Linked DNA regions of Homo sapiens: region 1 is linked to region 2. Evidence: read pairs that join two places in POLR2A ChIA-PET (ENCODE). Cell type or tissue: PC-9. All regions are shown on one strand. Links, peaks and the distances in the headings refer to the core of each region. The heading gives the core; the rest is flanking DNA. Region 1 has its middle 7.0 kb from the start of CFAP20DC. Region 2 overlaps CFAP20DC-DT (CFAP20DC divergent transcript).

The links. ChIA-PET counts read pairs that join two places held together with the same protein. Peaks named below come from ENCODE experiments on the same cell type or tissue, not always from the same donor. Only the 100,000 strongest peaks of a DNase experiment are listed, where the experiment ranks them.
Region 1: POLR2A ChIA-PET joins it to region 2 with 10 read pairs; 2 of 35 experiments call an interaction of 5 or more read pairs at or near these places.

The regions. Positions count from the first base shown.
Region 1 is chr3:59,050,086-59,063,911 of GRCh38, forward strand. No RefSeq gene overlaps it. Among named protein-coding and RNA genes, the nearest start is that of CFAP20DC, 7.0 kb to the left of the region's middle. RefSeq lists a silencer at 8,274-8,524. In PC-9, for the core only: a CTCF peak has its summit at 2,907; a DNase peak (open chromatin) is centred at 56; H3K4me3 peaks cover 496 bases.
Region 2 is chr3:59,238,632-59,253,907 of GRCh38, forward strand. The region is part of intron 4 of CFAP20DC-DT (CFAP20DC divergent transcript); the gene reads left to right. Among named protein-coding and RNA genes, the nearest start is that of CFAP20DC-DT, 160 kb to the left of the region's middle. In PC-9, for the core only: no CTCF peak of the experiment used is centred there; a DNase peak (open chromatin) is centred at 9,020; H3K27ac peaks cover 959 bases.

The sequences.
Region 1 (13,826 bases), core at 1-8,000, 190 kb before region 2:
CTGGGCGCCTGCGCGTTGCGCTCTCTAGGCTTCTCGCCGACGGGCACGGGAGGATACGCGGTGACGTAGCGTTGCCCAGGCAACCGCGGGACTCCTGGAGAAATGGTGGGCGGTCCAAACGGTGAGCAGCACGCTCCTTACTTAGGTCATGACCTCTGCCGACTAAAAAGGCTAAACTCAGCGTGGATTAGGGCTATACCAGGTACTGGACTCTTCTAGAGTACTGTCACATCGGTTTGGTCTCTCCTCGTGGTAAACAGATAACTGGTAGGTTCCTGAGGGATACAGTCATGGACTCATGGAACCCTCACGCGGCCTTTGCTTAGAAGGTTCCCAAATTTGGGTTCGTTGAGGCAGTAAGAGGGTCTGCTGGACCCTTTCATTGTTTCAGAAGACCCTAGGAAGCCAAGATTTTTTTGTAGAAAATAATAACTTATTGAGACTAGCACTGGCTTAAGTGTAACTATTAAGTTACTTTATTTAGTTTCTAGATCAGAGCCACTTCTTACATGGAAGGTACTATTGCCAATTTTTGGCTAAGGAACTGTGGCTCAGAAAGGTTAAATGGCTTGGCCAAAGTCATATGGCACTGAGAGGTGACAGCATGCTGGCAGTCCTCAGAGCCCTCGCTTGCTCTCGGCACCTCCCCTGCCTGGGCTCCCACTTTGGCGGCATTTGAGGAGCCCTTCAGCCCCCCACTGCACTGTGGGAGCCCCTTTCTGGGTTGGCCAAGGCTGGAGCCCACTCCCTCAGCTTGCAGGGAGGTGTGGAGGGAGAGGCGCGAGCGGGAACCCGGGCTACGTGCCGCGCTTGCAGGCCAGCTGGAGTTCCGGGTGGGCGTGGACTTGGCAGGCCCCGCACTCGGAGCAGCCGGCCAGCCCTGCTGGCCCCGGGCAATGAGGGACTTAGCACCCGGGCCAGTGGCTGCAGAGGGTCTACTGGGTCCCCCAGCGTGCTGGCCCACCGGCACTGTGCTCGATTTCTCGCCAGGCCTTAGCTGCCTTCCCGCGGGGCAGGGCTCAGAACCTGCAGCCCGCCATGCCTGAGCCTCCCACCCACTCCGTGTGTTCCTGTGCAGCCCGAGCCTCCCCGATGAGCGCCGCCCCCTGCTCCACGGCGCCCAGTCCCATCGACCACCCAACGGCTGAGTAGTGTGAGCGCACGGTGCGGGACTGGCAGGCAGCTCCACCTGCGGCCCCAGTGCGGGATCCACTAGGTGAAGCCAGCTGGGCTCCTGAGTCTGGTGGGGAGGTGGAGAGTCTTTACGTCTAGCTCAGGGATTGTAAATAACCAATCAGCACCCTGTGTTTAGCTCAAGGTTTGTGAGTACACCAATTGACACTCTGTGTCTAGCTGCTCTGGTGGGGCCTTGGAGAACCTGTGTGTCCAAACTCTGTATCCAGCTAATCTGATGGGGACGTGGAGAACCTTCGTGTCTAGCTCAGGGATTGTAAACGCACCAATCAGCGCCCTGACAAAACAGGCCACTGGGCTCTACCAATCAGCAGGATGTGGGTGGGGCCAGATAAGAGAATAAAAGCAGGCTGCCCGAGCCAGCATTGGCAACTAGCTGGGGGTCCACTTCCACACTGTGGAAGCTTTGTTCTTTCACTCTTTGCAATAAATCTTGCTACTGCTCACTCTTTGGGTCCACACTGCTTTTATGAGCTGTAACACTCACCGCGAAGATCTGCAGCTTCTCTCCTGAAGCCAGCGAGACCACGAGCCCACCAGGAGGAACAAACAACTCCAGACGTGCTGCCTTAAGAGCTGTAACACTCACCGCGAAGGTCTGCAGTTTCACTCCTGAGCCGGTGAGACCACGAACCCACCAGAAGGAAGAAACTCCGAACACATCCGAACATCAGAAGGAACAAACTCCAGACGCGCCACCTTAAGAGCTGTAACACTCACCGCGAGGGTCCGCGGCTTCATTCGTGAAGTCAGTGAGACCAAGAACCCACCGATTCCGGACACAGCACCAGTTAGGAACTCTTATCTGATGCTGCACTCATGGTTGAGTTAGGTCAATGGCATAGGTTAATGCTAATCAGGTACCACTCATAAAATTCCTGCTATAGGCAGAGTGGCTCACAGGTTCACGATTCTGTGAGGTAAGGGTTAGTCTCCTTTCATTTGAGAAGATTGAGATTCAGAGTCGATTAGGAATTTACTCAAGGATGCAATATTGAGTTTCATTTATGTTTGAGTCTAAAGCCTGGAATCATTCCACTTCACCCAAAAACCTCAAACATTTATTGTCGTATCATATGCCAACTATTATGGATTATGTAAGGGACGCGAAAATAAATGATATTTGGACCTGCTCCTTATCAAGGATAAGAAGAGCAGATAAGGAACAAACCTTCTTGAACATTCTAAGCCAAATAATAGATGGAAAGGAAATAGAGGTGGGGGCCATGGCACAGCTATACATTGCAGTATAGTGTCTAGAATCCAAAATTCCTGATTTCTAGACTGGCAAACTTAGTTCAACAGCAGTTTCTTGTAAGGCTCTGTGCTGGAGGCTTTGACAATTGTGATCAATAGACATGGTCTCTGTCTTACAAGACTTATCTGTGGGGGACATTTATCCACTAATTCTTTTTAACAGTTTCTAGGAACATAAGATACTTCAAATACTATGCTAAGAGACTGGGTGTGCAGTGAATGGCCCTACCTTCATGGAGCTTACACAGGGGAGTGAGACAGATGATAAATAAAATAGCAAATAATTACAACTTGTGATAAATATCATGAATTCAATCACAGGGAGTAACATTGGGCGGGTATATTAGTTTCCTGTGGCTGCTGTAACATTACCTCAAAAGGAGTAGCTTAAAACAACAGAAATTTATTCTCTCATAGTTCTGGAGGCCAGAAGTCCAAAATCAAAGTATCAGTAGGGCCACACTCCCCCTAGTGGCTTTAGAGGAGGATCCATTCTTTGCCTCATCCAGCTTCTGGTAGCTGTTGGCACCCCTTGAATTGTGGCTTCATTTGGAGGCCAGAAGTCCAAAATCAAAGTGTCAGTAGGGCCACACTCCTCTAGTGGCTTTAGAGGAGAATCCATTCTTTGCCTCATCAGCTTTTGGCAGCTGTTGGCACCCCTTGAATTGTGGCTCCATTTCTCCAGTCTCTGTCTCACCTCCGTGGTCACATTGTCTTCTCTTCTGTGTGTGTTTTCCCTGTGTGTCTCTTATAAAGAGGTTGTAATAGTATTTAGGGCCAACTTTGATAATCCAAGGCAATCTCTTTATTTCAAGATAATTTAATCACATCTCCAAAGACCAATTTTTCCAAATAAGGAAACATTTACATGCTCCGGGGGTTGATGTGAATATCTTCTTTGGGCAGCTGTTAATAATAAGGATGGCAAAAGGTATAATGAAAATCTGGGAAGAATCTAGGGGACATCTTAAGGCTTCTAACAATCTACTTGGGTCTCTGAAAAGGGTCTTTTGACACCATAGTTGAAGTGAAATCCACAACTTTGCCCTACTTTATTTTTTTCTTCCTCTTATGATTACATGAGTTAATATGTTTATCATTTATCTACAACTAAAAGGGTGAATTAATAACCTCAATTTGTCAATGAAAAAATGAGCTACAGAATTGAAAATGAATAATTACAGTGAATCAGTAAGTCTTATTACTCAGGTGTTTTTGGTTTTGATCACCTGTTTATTCAACTTAAGACTAGAAGGAAACAGTGTCCATTTATTTCAGTGTCCTCACTTCCTAAAGAGAAAGTAATAGTCCAAAGCCAAACATTGTCATCTGACCGTCCTAATTTCTAACAAGTTCAGGAGACTCAGAGTTGGATTTTCATTAGCAAGTATGATATACTGCTTGTCCAGGAAATGGGCAAATCTGAAAGCTGCCCAAGTTTATCAATGGTATTTTGCCTATGGTGAGAGCCACCATTAACAATGACAATGGTAGCAATAAAACAAAAATAAGAATGTGCAGTACTTTAACAGTATGAATTCAAAATCAGAGAAAGGTGGAAATCCAACTTTACAATAGCAAGTACTCTTCAATTTGATTGAATGCAAGCTATGAACAAAAACTTGGATTTGACTATGACTTCAAGGATATCTAGCAGAATTCTGAAAAAAAGAAAAAAAAAGAAAAAAGCCAGCCTGCCCAAACAACTTGGCTTAAACCAAGTTATTTATGTTCATTATAAAAGATAAACCAAGTTATTTATGTTCCCTATAAAAGACAGTGAAACAATTTCTTTAATTGCTACAATTTTTTAAGAAGTTGGTACATTTAGTAATTGCGTTAAATTGCTTAACTTAATTTGATAACTTTAAGATTAGTCACTTTACAAGCTGTAAAGTGCTTGTCTTTGTTCTACAAAGAAAGTGATTGAAAAAAATAATTTGTTGGTATATTAATATTAAAGGATATTGGATAGTATTTAAAATGGAATAGACTAGAAACAGTTTTTAAAGAGTGGCAGTCTTCGTATGCCAATATAGCCATTCCACTTAGATGAGTATGATTATCAATTTGACGAGAAATAATATCTTTTGAACTAAGAATGTACTGTATTTACCACAATATTGTTGTAGTTTATATTTTGATTACAGTACATAATCTAATTATTTGGCTAATGGGAAGAAATAAGATATCTGTTTCATGAGAATTTGCTACACAGTAATCTAGAAATGTTTAATACTTGAAGGGTTAATTTTTTATACATTATGGAATAGCTTTATGAATGATAATGTTGAGTTGATAGGAAAGTTTTGAAACTGGGCCTATTTTATAGTTTTAAGCAAGAAAAATTAATGATACCAAAGTTATTCATTTGACAGGTGATTTGAAAATAGTAGTGTCTTCTTTTTTCCAGAAAGTATGGAATGGTGAAAGTTTTTGAGGGCTTTACTGTTTTTAGATTTTCTCCTCAAATGGGTTTTTCCCCCTTCTCAGGTCCATGAGATCCTATGGGGACTATTTCTTGCCTGTACCTATAGATGACCAAGTACTTCAAAAGTCATGCATCATTTTAAAATTTCCAAAACCACTTGAAAGCTTTCTCAGGAAAACAAGACAAAACAAAAAAACTATCCCAGTAGTTTGATAATTAGGTATGAATACTTTCCTAAATAAAGTAGCTTTACATAGCAAGCACTTAGGTTTAGAAAAACGACCGTTTGCCAAATGCATCTTTGAAAGGAATACATTTATTGAGTGGATATTTAGTATTAATTTGTTTTACAATGACATAAATGATCAAGGTTTTTAACAGACAAGTTAGATCTAAGTAGCAAGTTTTTCTTGGATAACTTTCTCTAACCTAAAGCCAGTTAGTGTTGATTTGTGATAAAAGGGCTGTAGAAAACTAGATGTTTACATGAGAAAGAATGAAATTGGACTCTTGCTTTACTTTTTAAATGTATATACATGAATTAACTCAAAATGAATCAAAGACATAAGACCTAAAATTATAAAACTCTTATAAGAAAACATAAGGGGAAAACTTAATGACATTGGACTTGGCATTGATTTCTTAACAACCTAGAGTAGATCCAGCTGCATCTAGAGGTCAGAAACATCATCAGGTTTCCTTTCTCCACACTGCTTCCTCTAGGTTGCCTCAGTCGTTAGGCTGGCTCTCTTTAGGTTTACAAAATGGCTATAGCATTCTCAATTTTACATTCTGATATCGCTAAATAGAGCATTTGGGGCTAAAGTCCTGAAGTTTACCTTCATTTGGATCAGTTCAGGGGATATGCCTATCTCTGAAATAAACACTTTGGTCAGATAAATAAGCTTAAGGCTAGATTAAGTGCTTATTCTTAAACCAGTCCCGGCAAACAAGGAGATGAGATATATTGATTGGCTGGGAATGGGGTACCACCCAAACATGTAACTAGGAATGGGGAAGGATTGTTTCCCAAAGGAAACTCTGGGTCCTCTTCTAGGGAAGGAGGAAGATGGATATTGGGCAGCCAAAAGGAGATATCTACTATAATGATTTTTTTTTTTTTTTTACAAATAACAGACACCAGACATATTTTTTAAAAACTCTAACTATACATGAATAATTTAATATGAAAGAAAGGTTCGCTAACATTCTTTAAATGATTTGATGTACATATGTGTAATTCAAATATCATAGGCCCTTTTCATTATCCCAGGATTTACATTAACTCCTTTTTTTTTTTTTTTTTTGAGACGGAGTGTGGCTCTGTCGCCCAGGCTGGAGTGCAGTGCAGCGATCTCGGCTCACTGCAAGCTCCACCCCCTGGGTTCACGCCATTCTCCTGCCTCAGCCTCCCGAGTAGCTGGGAATACAGACGCCCGCCACTACGCCTGGCTAATTTTTTGTATATTTAGTAGCGACGGGTTTTCACCGTGTTAGCCAGGATGGTCTCGATCTCCTGACCTCGTGATCTGCCCACCTCAGCCTCCCAAAGTGCTGGGATTACAGGCATGAGCCACCGCGCCCAGCCTCATTAACTCTTAATATTCAAGCCTGGATTTTTTAAGCTCTTACCTGCTTAGTAACAGGAAATCCAATGTTATTGGATGCCTGTGTATTTCCAGGATCTTTAAGAGGATACTAAGTAGCCAGGAATCACTTCAGAAGTGATTACTTAACTGCATTTTTTTCTCAGACCAAACATTTTTATGAGGGATTCCACTTAGTTGCCATTGTTACCACTATTGCCAAAGAATACCTGCCATGTTTGAAGTTGTTGAAATTAGAATGTAACTGCTTTCGCTAATGTCACCAGTGAAGCAAAGACATCTGGAAGCTGGCCTGACACTCACAGCTAGGTTTTGGTGTTTTGTTGTTGCTATTGTTACTGAACACCAACAGTTTCACAGAATATCAACATCATACAAAACCACTCTGTGACCATGATGAATCAAGATAAAAACATGAATATGGTCCAAATCAAAAAGATGACTAAACATTTCCCTATCGTGGTTAATATGAGTGACTGCTGCTTCTTTACCAATTATAGCTAAGCCTTACTTCATTCTTCCTGTCTTATATATAAGATTTATTAATATTCCCAATCATTGAAATACTCTTGGTTCCTGACAGGATCCAATCCAGAGCAAAGCTCTACTTCCCTAAACCCTCCCCTAAATCAGCTAACATAAGCCCAAATCCTATAGTAAGTTCTAACATCCTCTTACTAGCATACCCAAGGTTCCCCAATGGTGTATTTTCTTCCTTGTTGCAATGAGTAATGAACCCAGCTTCTTCAACTACTGATATATCCCTGATGTTCTTTGGCTGGGGGGCATTAACACCAGTAAATCTAGAATTTTGTGTTTTTATTCTTAGGAAGCAAACTGAATGGTTATTGTGAATTTCACTCAGTTGCCAGGAAGAAGAAAAGTCTTTTCTGCAAAATTATTTGAGCCCCAGTATTCAGTGGTTAGCAATAAAGCTATTGCACTCAAATGATGCAGCTAGTCCAGACCTAACTCTGAAGCCCAGACCCCAATTGGAACTATTTAAATAAAGTGATCTACACTGTCGCCCTGAGTACCACTTACACTGCCTACCACCATCATTGTCCATACTGATTTTTCGATGTGTATCTTCTTTCATTTACCAAGAGAAAGATGTCTTTTCCAGGTAAGATAAGGTGTTTGGGGTGGGGAAGTCCCCACAGCGAAGCTGACTGGGTCCCAAAGTTCTGTAATTTAAAAAATTCACACATACATACATACATACACACACACACACTCACAGGCCTATTCCATGAGGTTGGTTGGGTTGGGACAAGTTTGACTATTTGCCCTACCCATACCAATATTTCCTTATCATTTCAGGTCCTGTTACTCATCTAACTCATTGTATATTCTTTCCTAATGGTGAATTCTTTTCTGAAGCCCCTCCTAAAATCTGATTTCCCCAATTTTCTGTCAGTTAGGCATAGCTCTGTCAGGTAGGCATACATATGTCAACAGAGTTTAAATATTTTTCTCCTGGGAGGCTCTTGGCCCTCAATAAAACCACCAGATGCAAATAGGTTATGTGTATGAAGAAATTCACACCAGTCCCCTAAAATATCTAATCTTAGTTCAAATTAGACCACATAGAGAGGGAAGTTGTCTAACTCAACTGTCCAAAAGCATCTGAGTTCCACCTCCACTCAAGTGCCCTAGTACTAGCTTATATTTCACCACCAAGAATATGTGCAGAAGAATGGGATTTCCTTCTCTCTTTTCCCCTTTCTCACCCCACAGGAGGCAGATATTTTGTTTAGCATATTAAATGCCGTTAAGCTATGGAACACAGTCAATAATATGTAGAGAAAAGTCTATTCATCTCATAGAAGTTCCAGTGTGAAGAACCCGAAGGACTTCTCAACCCCACCTCACCCACCTCTTACCCCAGGGCCCAGGGTAAGGACCTACCATGACCACTAGGATAGAGAGACAGGTGAAACTTAGAATTCTCCTTCAGCTATGCTTCTAGGATGGAACTGGAACCCAGGAGGGAGTTCAGAGGGATAGAAAAAGCTACAAAGAAGAGGGAAGACAAGATAAATGCGAAGTGGGAAAAAGGCAGTAGAAGGGAATCCAGGATGTTCATCTTGCAAGGTCTTCTGATGTCTGATATTTTTTGTGTTTCTGATAAGTTAATGGAAAGGATATTTTCTTGCCATTCACACAGACTTCTGCATGTGTGCTGATAGTGTGTGCCTAATGCATACAAACACATTCAGAACACCTTTTCAGAACACATATGAATAATAACCATTATTATTATTTCTTATTTCAATAGGTTTTTGGGAAACAGGTGGTGTTTGGTTACATGGATAAGTTCTTTAGTGGTGATTTCTGAGATTTTGGTATGCCCATCACCTAAGCAGCATACACTATACCCAATGTGTAGTCTTTTATCCCTCATCCCCTTCACACCCTTTCCTACAAGTCCCCAAAGTCCATTGTATCATTCTTATGCCTTTGTATCCTCATATCTTAGCTTCCACTTATGAGGGAGAACATACGATGTTTAGTTTTCCATTCCTGAGTAACTGCCCTTAGGATAATGGTCTCCAATTCCATCCAGGTTGCTGCAAATGCCATTATTTCATTCCTTTTTATGCCTAAGTAGTATTCCATGGTATGTGTGTGTGTGTGTGTGTCTATATATATAACATTTTGTTCATCCACTTATTGATTGATGGGCATTTGGGCTGGTTCCATGTGTTTGCAGTTGTGAATTTTGCTGCTATAAACATGCATGTGCAAGTGTCTTTTTCATATAAGGATTTTTTTCCTTTGGGTACATACCTGGTACTGGGATTGCTGGATCAAATGGTAGATCTACTTTTAGTTCTTTAAGGAATCTCCACACTGTTTCCACAGCGCTTGTACTAGTTTATATTCCCACTAGCAGTGTAAAAGTGTTTCCTTTTCATCACATCCATGCCAATGTTTATTATTTTTTGATTTTTTCCTTATGGCCATTCTTACAGGAGTAAGGTGGTATTGCATTGTAGTTTTGATTTGCATTTCCCTGATAATTAGTGATGCTGAACATTTTTTCATATGCTTGTTAGCCATTTGTATATCTTCTTTTGAAAAATGTCTATTCATACCATTTGTCCATTTTTTAATGGGATTGTTTTTCTTGCTGATTTGTTTCAATTCCTTGTAGATGCTGGATAGTAGTCTTTTGTCAGATGCATAGTTTGCAAATATAGTCTCCCATTCTGTGGGTTGTCTGTTTACTCTGCTGATTATTTCTTTTGCTGTGCAGAAGCTTTTTAGTTTAATTAAGTTCCATCTGTTGATCTTTGTTTTTGTTGCATTTGCTTTTGGGCTCTTGGTCATAAAGTCTTTGCCCAAACCAATGTCTAGAAGGGTTTTTCTGATGTTATCTTCTAGAATTTTTATGGTTTAAAGTCTTAGATTTAAGTCTTTGATCCATCTTGAGTTGATTTTTGTATAAGGTGAGAGATGAGGATCCAATTTCATTCTTCAACATGTGGCTTGCCAATTATCCCAGCACCATTTGTTGAATCGGATGTCCTTTCCCCACTTTATGTTTTTGCTTGCTTTGTCAAAGATCAGTTGAATGTAAGCATTTGGCTTTATTTCTGGGTTCTCTATTCTGTTCCATTGTTCTATGTCCTATTTTTATACAAGTTCCATGCTGTTTTGTTGATTGTAGACTTCAAGTATTGGTTGAAGTTGGGTAATGTGATGCCTCCAGATTTGTTCTTTTTGCTTAGTCTTGATTTGGCTATGCAGGTTCTTTTTTGTTTCCATATGAATTTTAGGATTTTTTTCTAGTTCTGTGAAGAATGATGGTGGTATTTTGAAGGGAAATGCATTGAATCTGTAGATTGCTTTTGGCAGTATCATCATTTTCACAATATTGATTCTTCCCATCCACAAGCATGGAATTTGTTTCCATTTGTTTGTGTCATCTATGATTTCTTTCAGCAGTGTTTTTTTCTTGTCGAAATATTTTACCTACTTGGTTAAGTATATTCTTAAGTTTTTTTTTTTTTTTGGCAGCTATTGTGAAAGGGGTTGAATTCTTGATTTTATTCTCAGCGTGGTTGTTGTTGGTGTATAGCAGAGCTACTGATTTGCATACATTGATTTTGTATCCTGAAATTGTAGTGAATTCACTTATCAGTTCTGAAGCTTTTTGGATGAGTCTTTAGGGTTTTCTAGGTATATGATTATATCATCAGCAAACAGTGACAGTTTGACTACCTCTTTACCAATTTGGTTGCCCTTTATTTCTTTCTCTTGTCTGATTACTCTGGCTAGGACTTTTAGTACTATGTTGAATAGAAGTGGTACAAGTGGCCATCCTTGTCTTGTTCTAGTTCTCAGGGGGAATGCTTTCATCTTTTCCCCATTCAGTATGATGTTGGCTGTGTGTTTCTCATAGATGGCTTTTATTACCTTAAGGTATGTCCCTTCTATGCTGATTTTGCTGAGGGTTTTATTGTAAAGCAATGGTGGATTTTGTCAAATGCTTTTTCTGCATCTATTGAGATGATCATGTGGTTTTTGTTTTTACTTCTGTTTATGTGGCGTATCACATTTATTGACTTGCGTATGTTAAACCATCCCTGCATCCCTGGTATGAAACTCAGTTGATAATGGTGGATTATCTTTTTGATATGCTGTTGGATTTGGTTAGCAAGTATTTTGTTGAAGGTTTTTGCATCTGTGTTCATCAAAGACATTGGTCTGTAGTTGTTGTTGTTGTTGTTGTTATGTCCTGTCCTGATTTTGTTATTAGGGTGATACTGATTTCACAAAATGATTTAGGGAGGATTCCCACTTTCTCTATCTTTTGGAATAGTGTCAATAGGATTGGTACCAGTTATTCTCTGAATGTTTGAGAGAACTCAGCTGACTTCAGCTGTGAATTGGTCTGGTTCTGGAATTTTTTTGGTTGGCAGTGTTTTTATTACCATTTCAGTCTCGCTTCAATCTCATCTGTTCATAGTTTCTATTTCTTTCTGGTTTAATCTAGGAGGTTGTATATTTCTAGGAATTTACCCATCTCCTCTAGGTTTTCTAGTTTCTTTGCATAAAGGTGTTCATAGTAGCCTTGAATGATCTTTTGTATTTCTGAAGTATCAGTTGTAATATCTCCTGTTTCATTTCTAATCAAGCTTATTTGGATCTTCTCTTTTCTTTTCTTGGTTAATCTTACTAATAGTCTTTCAATTTTGGTTATTTTTTCAAAGAATGAGTTTTTTGTTTCATTTATCTTTTGTGGGGTTTTTTGTTTGTTTGTTTTCATTTCATTTAGTTCTGCTCTGATCTTTGTTATTCCTTTTCTTCTTCTGGGTGTGGGTTTGGTTGTTCTTGCTTCTTTAGTTTCTTGAGATGTGACCTTAGATTGTCTATTTGTGCTCTTTCAGACTTTTTGAGTTAGTCATTTAATGCCATGAACTTTCCTCTTAGCACTGCTTTTGCTGTATCCCAGAGGTTTTAATAGGTTGTGTCACTATTATCATTCAGTTCAAAGAATTTTTAAATTTTCATATTGATTTCATTGTCGATCCAACAATCATTCAGTAGCAGGTTAATTTTCATGTATTTGCATGGTTTTGAAAGCTTCTTTTGGAGTTGATTTCCAGTTTTATTCCACTGTGGTTTGAGGGAGTACTTGATATAATTTTGATTTTCTTAAATTTATTGAGACTTGTTTTGTGGCCTATTATATGGTCTATCTTGGAGAATGTTCCTTGTGCTGCTGAATAAAATGTGTATTCTGCATTTATTCTTTAAATATCTGTTAAGTCCATTTTTCTAGGATATAGTTTAAGTCTATTGTTTCTTTGTTGACATTCTGTCTGGATGATCTGTCTAGTGCTGTCAGTGGAGCATTGAAGTCCCCCACTATTATTGTGTTGCCATCTATCTCATTTCTTAGGTCTAGTATTAATTTTTCTATAAATTTGGGAGCTCCAGTATTAGGTATATATTGATTTACAACTGTGATATTTTTCTGTTAGAGTAATCCTTTTATCATTGTATAATGTTCCTTATTGTCTTTTTAAACTGTTGTTGATTTAAAGTCTGTTTTGTCTGATAGAAGAATAGCTACTCCTGCTTGCTTTTAGTGTACGTTTGCATGGAATGTCTTTTTCCACCCCTTTACCTTAAGTTTATGTCAGTCATTATGTGTTAGGTGAGTCTCTTGAAGACAGCGGATACTTGATTGTGGATTTGTATTCATTCTGCCATTCTGCATCTTTTAAGTGGAGCATTTAGGCCATTTACATTCAGGATGAAGGTACTATTCTATTCATCATGCTAGTTGTTGCCCTGAATACCTTGTTTTTGTTTTTCAATTTTGTTGTTATTGTTTTATAGGTCCCCTGAGATTTATGCTTTAAGGAGGTTATATTTTGGTGTATTTTGAGGATTTGTTTCAAGATTTAGAGCTCCTTTTAGCAGTTCTTGTAGTGCTGGCTTGGTAGTGGTGAATTCTGTCAGCATTTATTTGTCTGAAAAAGACTGTATCTTTCCTTCATTTATGAAGCGTAGTTTTGCTGGATACAAAATTCTTGGCTGATAATTGTTTTGTTTCAGGAGGCTAGAGATAGGACCTCAGTCCCTTCTAGCTTGTAGGGTTTCTCCTGAGAAATCTGCTATTAATCTGATAGGTTTTTCTTTATAGGTTACCTGATCCTTTTGCCTCACAGCTCTTAAGATTCTTTCCTTCATCTTGACTTTAGATAACCTGAAGACTATGTGCCTATGCAATGATCTTTTTCTAATGAATTTTCCAGATGTTCTTTGAACTTCTTGTATTTGGATGTCTAGATCTTTAGCAAGGGCAGGGAAGTTTTCCTTAATTATTCCCTTAAATATGTTTGCCATACTTTTAGATTTATCTTCTTCCTTGGGAATGGCAATTCTTAGGTTTGGTTGTTTAACATCATTTCAAACTTCTTGGAGACTTAGAATTTTAAAAAATGAACATTTTTTTTTTATTTGCTGGATTGGGTAAATTCAAAAGCCTTGTCTTTGTGTTCTGAAGTTCTTTCTTCTACTTGTTTGGTTCTGTTGTTGAGACTTTCCAGTGTATTTTGCATTTCTCTAAGTGTGACCTTCAATTCCAGAGGTTGTGGTTTTTATTTACGCTGTCTCTTTATCTGGAGATTTTTTTGTCCATATCTTGTATTTTTTTGTTTTATTTCTTTAAGTTGGTATTCACCTTTCTCTGGTCCTTCCTTGAGTAGCTTAATAATTGGCCTTCTGAATTCTTTTTCTACCAATTCAAGAGATTTCATCTTGGTTTGCATCATTGCTGGTGAGCTAGTGTGATCTTTTGGGGGTATTAAAGAACC
Region 2 (15,276 bases), core at 4,697-12,696:
GCCCTCAGAATCTGCTTTGTTCCCCAGAGCAATCTTGGGGGAGCCTCACTTACCCAGGGAATGTAAATGCTGGAAAAAAAGTTTGAGGGCAAACTTCCAGATTCAGAGGGAGGGTCAGCATCCCCAGGACAATGCTGCCCCATCCAGTTTCACTCTCTTCCAGCTGACTGCTCAATGGACCCCAACTTCCTTTTCTTCTGTGCCAACCCCCACTGGCTAATGAGCAACCCAGGACTTGCACCCAGTTCCATTCCCCACAAAGGGCCTTCCGGTGGAGCCTCCTTCTGGCCTCCTCTGCACTTCCACATCTCCCTCTCTTTCCTCCACTGAACTCTATCTCTGTTTTGCTCACAATCTGAGAGCCTGTTTGGTGATCACAAACGGATCTGCTTGCCAGAAAATACAGTGGGAAACGTGGAGCTAAAAATCATTCTGTGCAAGTGGATTAAGTAGTGTACACTAATATACAATAGATAAACCCCCTTTTAAAAGAATAAAACAGCTGCTATAACAATTTACCACAAATGTAGTGGTTTAAAACAATACACCGAGTTCTGGAGGCCAGAAGTCTAAAATCAAAGTGTTGGCAGAGTTGTGTTCCTTTTGGAGGCTGCAGAGGAAGACCTATTTCCAACCCTCTTTTATCTTCTAGAGGCTGGCTGCCTGCCTTGGCTTGCGGACCCTTCCTTGTGTCACTCCACCCTCGTGTCTGTCCTCACATCTCCTACTGTGCACTCTGATCTGTCTCCTCCTGTGAGGACCTTAATGAAGTAAGGGGACTTCATACTAGCCCTTGTGGGGGGCTAACCTCCTGGCCACAAAATCCTTAACTTGATATCTGCATAGTTCTTTTGGTTACAGAAGTTAACTCATTCATAGATTCCAGAGACAGGATATGGACATCTTTGGGAGCTGTTATTCAGCCTACTACAAGTACTATTCAGGGTAGATACTTCTTAAATCAGTGTTTCTGGAAGCTGACTAATATATAGACCCCCTTTCAAAACAATAGAATTTTATAGAACACCCTCCATACTGACTTATGTTTATTAAATTGTTATGTACATATAAGCATTAAACTGCATATAAACTCCTCATGTTTGTAACTCTTATACAACAATAAAACTAAAACAAGTTTACCACTTAAATACAAACAAGCCATAAAATGAACAAAATTTAAATTAAGTACATTTATTTAATGTGACTGAGGATGTGGTTTTATTGAAAATGGAAATGATCAGAAAATATAAGTAGGGTGCTGACCATAGGGGTTCAGTTTCTTCTGAGTTTAACACGCCTATGCTATTGTCTGTTATGTAAGAACTCAATTCATCCTTCTTTCCCCTTCCAAATAGTGATAAAATTTTTGTACAGATAGGATGCTCTGACATAATTTGGCTTTTACTTGCCTTGAAATCTTGCTAATTTCACATCTTTTCTCATTTGTTTAAGACAGTGAAAATGTTACTACTTGGTCCCAATGCAGATACTGACTCTGAATTCACATAGCAGGACTTAACTAGAAAATGGTCATCTGGGTGATTACAGAATATGCTTTTTTTAAAGAAAGATTATTTTTAAATAAAAAATGCAATTATAATTCTTGCAGAGAATTTATTAGAGAAACTGACTTATCTCTGACTTTAATAGTAGAAATAACAAGAAGTGTAGGAAATATTTTTTATTGAGAATATTCTTTCAGGTTAATCTTATGTCACTTAGGTTTTAATTTTTAAAAATCTATGTGAGTTATACCAAAGCTCCTTAAAGAGGCAGTTTAGAATTCTGCTCTTTCAATAGTCTGTTACGATATACTTGATGGGAAAAAAATTGGAAAGGAGAGAGCAAGAGAGAAAGAAAGAGTAATGGGTTTGGCTCACTCCTGTAATCCCAGAACTTTGGGAGGCCGAGGTGGGTAGATCACCTGAGACCAGCCTGGCCAATAGGGCAAAACCTCATCTCTACTAAAAATACAAAAATTAGCTGGGCATGGGGGCACAAGCCTCTAATCCCAACTACTTGGGAGGCTGAGGCAGGGGAATTGCTGGAACCCAGGAGGCAGAGGTTGTGGGAAGCTGAGATTACACCACTGCATTCCAGCCTGGGCGACAGAGCAAGATTCCATCTTAAAAAAAAAAAAAAAAAGGGAATGGGTAAGGGAATGAGTGAATAAGAGGTTATAAACATATGAAAAAGCTGATTTAAATTATGGTAAAGAGTTTGACTATTGGGTTCCATAGTCACTCTGGAATGGATAAAATGCGAATGTATACACAGTCTGGAGAAGGCATGGGCTCCTGATCTTGCTGTAGTTCCTTCTGCAGTCTAACCCTCACCAATCTATTATTTATTCAGTTTTATCCTGTCAGTGAAGTGTGGTAGGAAATGATTGCAGGACTTCTCTGAACTCAAGTCATCCTGTTTATTGAGCTTCTTGTTCTGCAAACATTAGTCACAACCTTGTCTGCTCTCTTCTGAGGAAATGCTAGTTTTCAGTGGGATTGGTGCAGGTGTCAGAAATTCTGGGCAGGGAAACATGCATGCACACCCCCATTCTAGTTCTGCTGAAATTCATTAGCTTATATATTTATTCTTTTGTTTTGTAAAAAAAAAAAAAAAAAAAAAAGGACAAGTTTAGCAAGTGTACATTTCCACTAATATTTCTTTCCTCTTCCTTTGACTAGCCATAAAAGCTGCTACTGTCGTTCACACTAGAAATAATTTTATGTTCTCTTTCTGAATCAAAACAATGACTTTTATAATAGAGGAGAGAAATGTTTTAAAAATCAGCAAGGCATATACAATTTTTTCCTTGAATTTCAATTTGTCAAGCTAATATATACTATAATTACGTGTGGAAGATTTATCAAAAGTCCTAATCTCATCAAAATCCTATATGTTGTGCAGAATTTCCTGAATTTACCTTCTATTGATAAATTCACTCACTTTCATTTCTTTTATGTTCTCAACTCCAAGTTTCTGAAGGGCATATGACATTCGTTTTCTGAAGTTGTTTATCCTGATCATTACAATATAGCTACAGCTGAAAGACCTTGTTTGCATATAAGTGAGAACATGATTAATATTTAGTGAACGAATGGATGAGTGAGAGAATAATGCTAAAAAGTTGATTTTGTTGATTTTAATTTAATGAATTACTTTGATGCCATCATATGATTTTATTATAAGTATATTCTATTGGAAACCAAGAAAAGATTATAAAGAGATGGGATGGGATGAGGATGTGGTGTGGGAAGAATATGTTTGATTTTTTGGTGCAAGTTCAGAGAGATTTTTTAAAACATGGTAAATAATATTTAAAAAATTTTAGTCACTATGCAGGCCTGATTATTTTTACATTTAGTTTTTATATTTGCTTCAGATCTTTGATTTTTGAGCAAAAAATGAAAATAAAATCATTTCTTATTTCTCCATGCCCAGGCCAAAACTCTTTTCCCACAATCCAAAAGTAGCCATGGTTGTGGATTTGATGCAAATCCTTCTAGTTTATTCTTTTAAGCTTTGGCACCCATAGCTATAGTATTTGTATTAGTCTGTTCTCACAATGCTAATAAAGACATGCCTGAAACTGGGTAATTTATAAAGAAAAGAGGTTTAACTGACTCACAGTTCCACAGGGCTGGAGAGGCCTCAGGAAACTTACAATCATGGCAGAAGGGGAAGCAAACATGTCCTTCTTCACATGGAGGCAGCAAGGAGAAGTGCTGAGCAAAATGGGGAAAAGCCCCTTTTAAAACCATCAGATCTCATGAGAACTCACTATCACAAGAACAGGATGGGGAAAACTGCCCCAGTAATTCAATTATCTCCACCTGGTCCCTCCCACAACATGTGGGGTTATGGGAACTACAAGTGAAGATGAGATTTGGGTGCGGACACAGCCAAACAATATCAGTGTTATTTTACAGTGTGGATTTTTAATGTACGTACATGTTAGCATGATATGCTTCATAGGAGGGTTATGGTTTCCCCTCCTTTTTCTCCTCTTTTTCTGTTTTTACTTCTGTTCTAATTTCCTAACCCCCTATCTTTGGTATATTGTACAGATAGCCCCTTTAAGTCAAGAAATCATATTTTTCAGGATTTAGTATTTTCCACAAAAGGGTGGGGGGCCTGGGGAAGGGAGATATTTACTCAAACTCCCACCAGCTGAAACCAATCCCTGTTAAGGTTTTGTTTCAGTTGCTAGAGCCCACATCTCACACCACTCCATTTCCTACCTCTTCCTGGTGAAAATCCCCAGAAGAGCCGTCTACACTCACTCTCTGCTGTCCCTCTGCCCCCATCCTCCCTTCAGTCCTCTTCAGTCAGGGCTTCTTCTCCACCATGCCATCTGGGTCCTCACATCCAATGACAGTTTTCAGTGCTCTTCCTACTTGCCTTTTTAGGAGCCTTATTAGGACACCCACACCTTGGGGTCACCCTGGACTCCTCTCCCTCACATTCCACATTCTTCACCAAACCACATCAGCTCCACCTGCAAAATACGCCCAGAATCTGACCCTTCTCATCCCATGTTCTACTACCATCCAGGTCCAAGGCATCCCACTGTTGACTGAGATGATTGCAGTAACCTCCTAACTGCTCTTTTGCTTCCATCCCTGCTATTGTCTCAACGTTTACATTCCCCAAAAATTCCCGTATTGAAACCTTCACTCCCAAGGTGATGGTATTAGGAGGCGGGGCCTTTGCCAGTTAATTAGGTCATGGTGATGAAGTCCCATGAATGGGATTAGTTTCCCTATAAAAGAGACCCCAGAGAGATCCCTCACTCCTTCTGCCTTGTGAGGTCAGTGAGAAAATGGCCGTCTATAAGGATCCAGGCCCTCACCAGACACCAAATCTGCTGGTGTCTTGATCTTGGACTTCCCAGCCTCTAGACAATGAGAAATGAATTATGTTGTTTATAAGCCACCAGTCTATGATATTTTGTTATAGCTGCTTGAAAGGACGAAGACAAGTCCTTACCCCTTTCCAGCATATTCCCAACATAGTAGCCAGAGTGACTCAATCTTAAAACAGGTCACATCCACATTTGTTCAACAAACTGCCCACAGCCTTCCAAGAAAGCCCTGTGATTAAATAATGATTTCCATGAACTGGTGTGATCTGGCCATTTGCTACCTCACTTTGACCTCACTGCCACTTTCCCTCATTTACTCTGTTCTGGCCACTCTGGCCCCTTTGCTCTCTCTTGAATATACCAAGCACTCTCCTGCCCACCAAAGCCTTTACTGTTTGCTGTTCTCTCTGCCAAAGCTTTTCTCTAATCATCAGTATGGCTCCCCACCTTACTTTCTTCTGTTCTGTTAGCAGTGAGTCTTGCCTTCTGTGCTGGGAGTTCCTGGAGTGCTTCTCCCTGTCCTGCTCTGTTTTTCTCCATGGCACGTATCACTGTGTAACATACTTCATGTTTACATGCTCATTTGTTTATTTTCTATAGCCTGTCTCTAGAATCTAAGCTCCGTGAAGCAGGGAACTTATTTTTCTACTGTTATGTCCCACGTCCAGAATTATGAAATGGACCCAGTAAGAATTTGTGGTTATGAATAAATAAATGAATGACTCTAGTATTCTTTATATTATATATCCAATTCACTTTTAATAAAATGGCATCATATAAACATAGCTTGCTTTTTAAAACCTAATAAATTGTCAACAATTTCCCATATCAAAAATATTATTCTATAACATTTTGCATAATGACTTCTCGATATTCTATTTTAGAGATGCACAATAATTCATTTAATTCTCTAATGCCCCTTTTGATGGTGTGCAAAATTTTTATAACAAAGATGACCACTTGAACGCACATCCCTTTCTGATGCACTCTCTCTTTCATTCTGTGGACTAACACTGCAACTGGAAAGCTGGCAGGCCTGGAGCTCTGCTGGCACGTACAAACTTGTGGCATTGTCTCTGGGCCTTTGGATTCCTTGCTTTATAAACTTCCCATAGCTACCCAAATGTTGCGCCTCTGGTTTCCTTTCCTTTTCCAAACCACCATCCAGTTTTGTTGAGTACTGCATTTCAATACTTCGCCTAATAGGACGTGCATCCTGGGCTGAAACTGCAAACTTTTTTCCCTTAGGAGATTTTGGTTGATAATATAGGAATATAGCTTATTTTATTTTGCTAATTTTATGGAAGCTCCTGCCTATGACTTAATCTTTAGCACCTCTCAAATCAATTGATCAGAGGCAATTTAGAGAAAACATCTGTTTTCATTTCCTACCTAGTGACCAATAAGTGACTGTTTAGGAATAACTAAGTGTTCTCACTTTTAGCATGCAACAAGAACTGCGTGCCTCAGTTACTAGCATAGGAACTTGCTGTGTCCTGAGGGGAAATGTTTTTCTCTGTAGGAGGATAAGCTCCTTAGTAGCATGAACCTGAGCATAAATCAGAGCTTCATTAGCTTCAGGGACTATCCTTTTCGTCATCTAGAGAAATACACTTTTTAATTTGCTTGCCACTAAAAGTTTAAAGAGATCCCAATTATTTTTATTTATTCATCCAAGTCAGCTAGCCTAAGATGGCCTTACTCAAAGTCTCAGAATAAAATAAAAAAAAATTACCGGAATAAAAGCTGCTGTACAGTTTCCTAGGAAAGGTAGGTTATCTTTATCTGTAAAACATACTCAATTTAACTATTACATATGATTGACATTATGGTAATACTTAACTATTTTTATAAAAGTCTTCAGTATGCTCTGTCATTTGACCTTGCAGCCGGAATATCTTTATTTTATTGGACATTGGAGAGGAAGTTCTTAGAAAGGGCAGTGTTTTGTCTGTTGTCATAGAGTTAATCAGTGGTGAAGCCAGAATTTGAATCCCAGCCACAGACCTGTTTCTTATCACGAAGTCGAGGTGCTTGGCATTATCCAGTGTTCTGTACCCTCCTGCATATTTGAATTACCTGGGGAGATTTTTAAAAATACAAATTCCTGGACTCATCTCTCTCAGATATTCTGAGTCCTTAGGTCTGGGGCAGGGCCAGGAATCATTTTTTTAAAAGCTCCCTGGGTGATTCTACCATGCAGCTTAGGGGTTCTCCATTGCAGTTTCCCTCGGCAGAGAGGAAATAATATGCAATTAGCCACTAATCAAGAGAAGGAGCAGTTTAGCTCATAAGATAGAAAAGAATTATGTCTTTGTTTTGCTGTCCTGTCATGTCGTTAGAAAAAAAATCATGGGAGTTTAAAAGTCATTGCAGAGGAATTTAGCTTTTTATGAAGAATTATGGGATGGCAGAGCTTCTAGGCCCCCTGAGGAAATAAATCTGCCCACTTTTGGCTGGCGCATGACTCCTTTAACAGCTGTGTGTGGTCAGCAGTTTACCTTACAATTACCTTATCTTGACCTATCTCCTTTTGATGATGCAAAAGGATGTTAATCAAGGTTGACTCTTTTTTGGTTCATCCTAAGAATTGACCCCAATCAGTGAATCTCCGCTCTTTGTTTAAAGTTTTGAAGCACAAAGTTTTGACTGTTCCATTTATCTTTTCTGCCTCATCTGCAAAGGAATTGGCACGTCTCCAGGTCTCCAACTGTGTGGCTACTTCTCATGCTCGCATCTCAGAAAAGTGATGGAATTGTCTGTTGTACGCACATCAGCAATGTTCAGTCATGAATTGACTTCTTCGGACTCTAGTAGTGCCTCTTCATCAAGTCTGTGTGTATTTTTTCACCAGTGCTGATGCTTGATTTGTTATTCCTTGTCTCTGCTGCCTCAGACAGGCCTTCCCGGGATTCTAGTCCTATGTTGTTTGTCTCTATTCATGTGCGTCATTATTGTGTAACTGCCCACATTTTAAATAATTGGCTTTGAGGAGGTGAGAGGCACCCAGGCAAAACTAAGCCCAGTCTTTCAGACCCACTTGCCGGTGTTGGAGTTGGCAGCACAAGCTGGGTATTCTGAGCTAAAATACTTCATCTCTTTGAGCCTCAGTCTCCTCATTTGGTTTGAGGACTAAATAAAGCAATTTAAGTCTCTGGCACACTATGGGTGCTCAATGTTAGTCTCTTTTTCTTGGTTTTTCTAAATTTGGTGTAACATGATTCAAATACTATTCACTACTTAGATAAACCTGACTGTGTTATCTTTGTTCTCATTAAATAGATCTGGTTACCCAACAATGCAGTTTCCTGAGCTCTGTATATTCTGACCAGAAACTACCCAGAATGTGGCCAGCCCTTAAAACTGCAAGTCACCTGGGAAGGGAAATAGTATTTATTAATACTCCACCCCACCCCATAAAACAAGATATGCGTGTGTGTGCACTCATGCATGCATGCACACACACACACACACACACACAATACTCAATGAACTGTGCTACTAGGGACTTTCCTCACAAAAACTTCATGAGGTAGGCAGCATTAATATTCTAACCTTATAGATTTGGATTTGAGACTTAGAGGATCTAATTTGCCCACGGATACACGGCCACTAATTAGTAAAGCTGGAATTCCAACCCTTATCTCTCTGATTCCAAAAATGGTTACCTCTTCAGTAGGCATCTTTTGGCTTTTTGGTAGGATATCTATTCAGAGAATAGTAAAAGAGATACTTGAACTACAAAGTGCAATTCATCATCTGCTTTCACAAGCTCCAACATTTCCATGAAATATTTGGATAGGGTGAGGTATGGCAACTTTGGGGGTGTGGGTGATTTGGTTCATAACTGTGTGTTTATGTGTGTGTTGGCATGGGTGTGTATCTGCAGCATGAATGTAATTATAATAACCCACTCACAAAACTCCTCACACTAAGGGGCAGAACTCTGTATGTTGAGAAACCACAAGTCTTTAAGTAAGAAATGTCTCACAGGAGTCAAATATCAACCAAACATCTGTGTGGCTAATCAAGGAGCTACAAGGCCACACTTAGTCAACAGGAAGAGTCCCTATAGAAAGACATCACTAAAAGCAGTGCCATATGATTTATTTGCTATAACTCAATTTCCATCTGTCTCATAAGGTGGATTGTGTACACACTGCACTGCAGGCATTCAGCCACGGTGGAAGCATACCAAGGAGCAGAAAACCTTCTCCTCCCTCGGGCTATTGGTGATATGCTCTGCTAAGAACCAGGCAGGGCCAGGGTGGCCTACAAGGAAATGCCTTGGGCCGTCTTGCCAAGACTTCATACCTTTAGGAGCTGGCTGGATCATGGGCCTTTGAACAAGGTTCTGTAGCAGTAATGGGGCCAGGTGGGTTTTAAGCATTCTGCTTTTCTCGGAGATTCCTTTGACTCACATTTGCAGACTCCAGATGGTAATTTTGCCACTTCAGGCAAGATGCTGTTCATAGTCCCTTAAATTTCTTACATAAATAAAGAATGAGCCAAATAAATACTTTCTTGCTATTGTGTGTTGAAGAAAATCAGGTGAAACTGAAACCCTTTCGCATTCTGTAAACAGTATACAAAATGTAGGAATGCTTAAGGCTGAGTAAAAACCAGTGTGATCCTATAAAACCAAGCCATTGCATAAGAACCAAAGAACTTCTAGAGCCTTCTGAAAATTAATGATTATTTTAGACAATATTAACCTTTATTTTTTGTAGGTAACAGGAACCTCATCTATTTTGTTTCAAAAGCTTCCTTGTTTAGGTTACTATAATATCCTCAACAGCTTTGAAGGAAGAGATTTTAAGAAACTATTTCTGTAGGAAAATTTCCTCCTTTGGCATTCCTTTTTGTTAGGCAAACCTATCTTATAGAAAGTCAGCACCATGACACATTTGCTGTGGAGAGAGAGGAAAGGAAGTCAAGGAGAGGGTACCCTCAGACAGGGTTATATGTTCTCCCTCCAGGACCCATAGTGATGATATGGTTTGTCTGTGTTCCCACCCAAATCTCATCTGGAATTGTGGATCCTGTAATTCTCACCTGTCGTGGGAGGGACCCAGTGGGAGATAATTGAATCATGGAGGCGGTTGCACCCACACTGTTTTTGTGGTAGTGAATAAGTCTCATGAGATCTAATGGTTTTATAAGGGGAAATCCCTTTTGCTTGCTTCTCATTCTCTCTTGCCTGCTGCCATGTAAGATGTGCCTTTCACCTTCCACCATAATTGTGAGGCCTCCCCAGCCACGTGGAACTGTGAATCCAATAAACCTCTTTTACTTTATAAATTACCCAGTCTCAGGTATGTCTTTATCACAGCGTGATAATGGACTATTACACAGAACATTTCTGAAGTACACTGTAGCTAGCTGTGTGACTTAGGGCAATTATTTAAAGACTCAGAGATTTAATTCCCTCACCCATGAAATGAAAATAATAATATATATCTTTTGGGTTTCTCTTGATGGATAACATGAAATTACAGAAAATCATGTTGTTACTCCAATGTGCTGAGTAGACAGGGTTCATTAAATATTACTTACATCTGAATCTGAATGTTAAAGTGTAATGCTGGAATGGGAAATGCAAGAGGACAATTCTTGTTTTGTGGGGTTGGCATATCTGCTGGGTGAGGAGGGCACTTCCTCATTAAATTACTCAGCAAACTTCACTGAGAGCCCATTGTGTTCCAGGCACAATGCTGGATGCTGGGGAGAGGGATGAATAAAAGAATCTCAGCTCACATGGAGCTCATGGCCTGGTTGGGGAGAGGGACATTTAAATAAATAAATCACTATCTGGTGCTGAGTGCAGCAACTGAATCATGTGCAGGGTAGAGAGATAACACAAAGAAAGTAAGGTCAACAATGTAAGGTCATGGGTTCAGTCTGATCTGCTGTCTGTTTTGGTAAATGAAGTTTTATTGGAACATAGCCTGCTCATTCATTTACCTATTGTCTATGGCCACTTTTACCCTTACGGTGAGTGCAGTCGGTTCTGCTCTAAGGATGCACATGCGTTTCTGAAAATCACCACACTATACACGATTGTGTAATAAAAAACACAAGGCCTATGGGGGAAATGGCACTGGGCACAGCACTCAAGAACTTGGCCAGTGACACATAAAAAAATGGATAACCTGAAAAAGATGACAACATATTTCTACACATGTAAAATGGTTAAGAAACATATAACAATACTACCACAAATATGGCCACTTGCCTTGAAAAAGCCCTGGCATTAGCCTGTAGAAGTGGGAGTGAGAAGCGCTGCAGCTCATGAGCTATTGTGGAGCGGTCAGAGGGGGTTATCTGGAATCCCAGGGAAAGTTGTAGCAGTGGATGTGCATGGTGTGGCTTATACACTCATGCTGAAATGAGGGTGGATGGCAGATGTTTGATGGGGGTGTGTGTGTGTGCATTGTATAATTTCTTACGTGTCTTGTTACAGATGTGTTCAGTTTTTTTGCTTTTACTTAGTGTTTCTCACAGAGGAAATTGCACATAAGCAAACGTGAAATTCATGTCACGCCCATATTGTTCCCTAATATATTAATCGTATTGGAACAAATGCACATTTCTAAACAAGTGTTAGAGCAGAATTGATTGTTGTTGCAACAGAGACCATATGGCCCACAAATTCTGAAACACATACTATCTGGTCCTTACCAGAAAATGTTTGCTGACTGCTGGCACAGAGGAAGGAGGGGTCAACTCTGAGGGAACAGGAAGGCTGCCAGAGGGTGCTGTGTCTGAACTGTGTTTAGGAGGTTGAAGAAGGCAAGTCTGAGAGGTAACACAAGGGACTGGGAACATTTTGCCATTTTTATTGTTATTCCCTCTCCCATGCATATACCTACATTCACTTATCCTCCTTTCTTTCCCAAGAGTATAGCTCTTCCAACTTTTGTATAGAGTGAACCAGGATGCAATACACAGCCTTATGGGTCAGAAAATGCTCCTCTGATTTAGGAGCACTCAAAATGCTGAAAAAACCCCTCCTCTTGTCAGCCCATATCTGGGAATGGCACAGGCCTTGCCTGGGCCATCCCTTGCATGTGGAAAAGCAGTGGTTCAGTAGGAGAGGCAGCAGAATGGCCCATCAGTGGGTTACTAGGATACCATGTGGTCTCCCCTTTTACAACCCTCTTTGTGAGGTCCAACTCCTCCCTGGGGTCTGGCCTCATCAGAGTTTTCATCCCTATCTCCCTAAATCATACTGAACTTTTTTCTAATTCCATATGAGAGTTATGAGTCTGAACAGAGATATGCAAAACCATTTCAAAAAATTGGCTGTTTTCCAGATCAGCAAAATCAGTAGGAGGTGATTAAAATAACTGACCTCAGGAAAAAATACAGAGATGACATTGATGAGAAGGAGGTGTGTTAGTCAACCACAAAGAAAAGAAGGAGAGAGGACATTTTGGTCCATCTCTCTAAGGCCTCTGTTCTTATCAGAGGAAACAAAGGCATATCAGACTACCTCAGTTTAATGTCAGAAAACAATCGTGTTACATAACTCTCCTTGATCTGCTTTCATGTCCAAGTATCTTCTTTTTAATTATAATTTGCCTTCAGGGAAAACATGATGGCCGTACTAATTTACTCTAATCCAAGTTACTGCTCATAGGAAACAATATATTGACCATCTGGTGTTATACATCAGGCTCCTGAGTGTGGTTAGTTAGAGTCTACCCTGAGTCTATTTGATTCTCAGGCTCCAGAATATAATAAATCTGGTTTCTGGGTTAGCAGAGTGGAAGACTGGATTGAGCTCCAGTAAATATAGCAACATAATGTTCATTCCCTGTGAGCCTCTACCGTGCTTGCAATGTTCTTTCCGTCAACTGTGTATCTTCGAGCCTTGCTTTAGGGTCAAGCCCAACGCATGCTGTGTTTTATGATGCTCTCTTTTTCACTCCCAGACAATACCGTTCTCACTGGCCTGTGAGAACCCACTGCACGTTATTTACACAAACCTGTTCAGAACACTTGTAACACTTTATCTTGCACTACAGTTATTTGCCCATGGGCTATTTTTGCCTAAACTTGGAATTCTGAGAAAGCAGAGTTTGTGTGCCCTGTTGCACCCAGCACAGTAAAATGCTTAATGAACTAGTAGCATCCTGACAGCATTGGTAGGCACAGCAGTTATGGTGTGTGCACACGTGTGTGTGTGTGTGTGTGTGTGTGTGTGGAGAGGTTTCATCTGGAGCAAAGGGACTTTGCTGAGGGAGGATACCCCCAGTTAAAATTTATGTGGGTGGAGGAGGAAAAGCTCGATAGTCAGGCATAGAATGAGAGCCCAGGTCTCTGAGTAAGAGCTCCCATTGCAGACTCTGTTTTGAGCACTCTGCACACACACCATCTCTTCAATCCTCTTAAGGATCCTGTGATAGTGGTGAGGTTTACTTTCCCACTTTTACAGCTGAGGAAACTCAGGGAGATTAAGGAATTTCCTCAGCATTAAGTAAGTAGTAGCTAGGCTGGCTCTATGCTTCATCCTCTTAACCACCATGCAAAAGCTTCTTGTCAAGCCTGGCCTTGGACCAGCTCCTTATGAAGGGAGGGTGGTTTAACCTGCACCAATCAATGAGTCACTAGCACGAGAATACAAAGGAACGGATTCTGGGCTTCAGACTCTCTGTCCAGTGCATTGCCAATGGTCCTTTTGTGAGGCGTGTCCTGCAAGATGACCTTGGGGCCTGAGCCACATCTATGTGCCATCCAGCCTGGCTCTCACTTCTTTGTAAGGCACCACCTTTGTGCAGGCCCCAGGATTCATTGGGTCCATTTTTGGAAATAGATCCTGGAGAGTAATGCCTATGTGTGGGTTAACTTGTAGAGCACAGAGCTCTAAGTCCCTGGAAATATCTTTGCAGGGTGACAATGCTCAGGTGACAAGAATGCTTGGCCAGAAGGGCACATTGGTGAAGAAGGGTGAACCAGGGTGAACTATATGATCTCTCTTTCAAATGATGTAAAAGACCTAAGAGCCTTTGATTCCTTGTTTTTTCTTACACAATGCTATAATGGAAGTAGGTCTGACAGGTTGTCCTGAAATGGGAAGAGAAGTGGACAACTGTCCAGAGGTGGGCTGGTCCTATTCAACTGCTGGTGACTCATCAGGGGAATGGGGGGCAGGGTTGTGCTCACGTCAGCAGGCTGTCTCCTTCAGTCTTATCTACAATTTGGGATAAGTTGCCTTTTTTTTCTAACAAGATATCTTTGGAGGAGAAAATCAGATAATAGGTGTGAATGTGTTTTGAAAACATTATAAAAGTGGCACCAAGGCATAGTCTGCTTTTTTTTGGAGTGGACAATTTTTAAAAGCCATTCCTGGGCTGGGCATGGTGGCTCACACCTGTAATCCTAGCACTTTGGGAGGCCAAGGTGGGTGGATCACGAGGTCAAGAGTTCAAGACCAGCCTGGCCAAGATGGTGAAACCCCCAACTCTACTAAAAATACAAAAATTAGCCAGGCGTGGTGGCAGGTACCTGTAATCCCAGCTACTCAGGAGACTGAGGCAGGAGAACTGCTTGAACCCAGGGGGTGTAAGTTGCCGTGAGCCGAGATTGTGCCACTGCACTCCAGCCTGGGTGACAGAGTGAGACTCCGTCTCAAAAAAAAAAAAAAAAAAAAAAAAAAAGACCATTCCTGCAGCACAACTTGAAGTTCATTCGATATCAAAATGGCTTAGAGGTTCTACTATGGTGTATGTTTCACATTCAGTTGGAAATCCCTCTTCTTTTCCTTTTTAAATGTCTGTGGGAGGCTGAATAATGGCCCTTAAAGATGTTCAGATGCTAAGGCCTGGAACCTGTGCATATGTCACCTTATATGGCAAAAGGGACTTTGCAGATGTAATTCAGCTAATCTTGAAATGGGCAGATTATCTGAGTGGCCCCGTGTAATCAGAAGGGTTCTTAGAAGAGGGAAATAAAACCAAAGGTAGAAGAAGGAGATGAGAAGAAGGAAGCAGAGGTTGGAGTGATGTGCTTTGAAGATGGAGGAAAGAGCCAGGAGCCAAGGAATGCAGGTGGCTGCTAGAAGCTGCAAAAGACAAGGAAACAGATTCTCCCCTGAGACTTCCAGAAGGAGTGCAACCCTCCCAGCACCTTGATTTTACGTTTCTTACCCCCAAAACTGTAAGGGAATAAATTTTAAGCTGCTTACTTCCAAAACTGTAAAAGAATACATTTTGTTTTAAGCCACTAAGTTTGTAGTAATTTATTACGGTAGCAATTGGAAATGAATAGAATATCCTCCCTCCCCTCCCCTTTCCCTTCCCCTTCCCTCCCCATCCCCCTCCCTCCCTTCCCTCCTTCCTTCCTTCCTTCTTTCCTTTTCCCTTATTCTTCTACCCTTTCTGTCTCCCTCTGTCCACTCATTCCCTCTC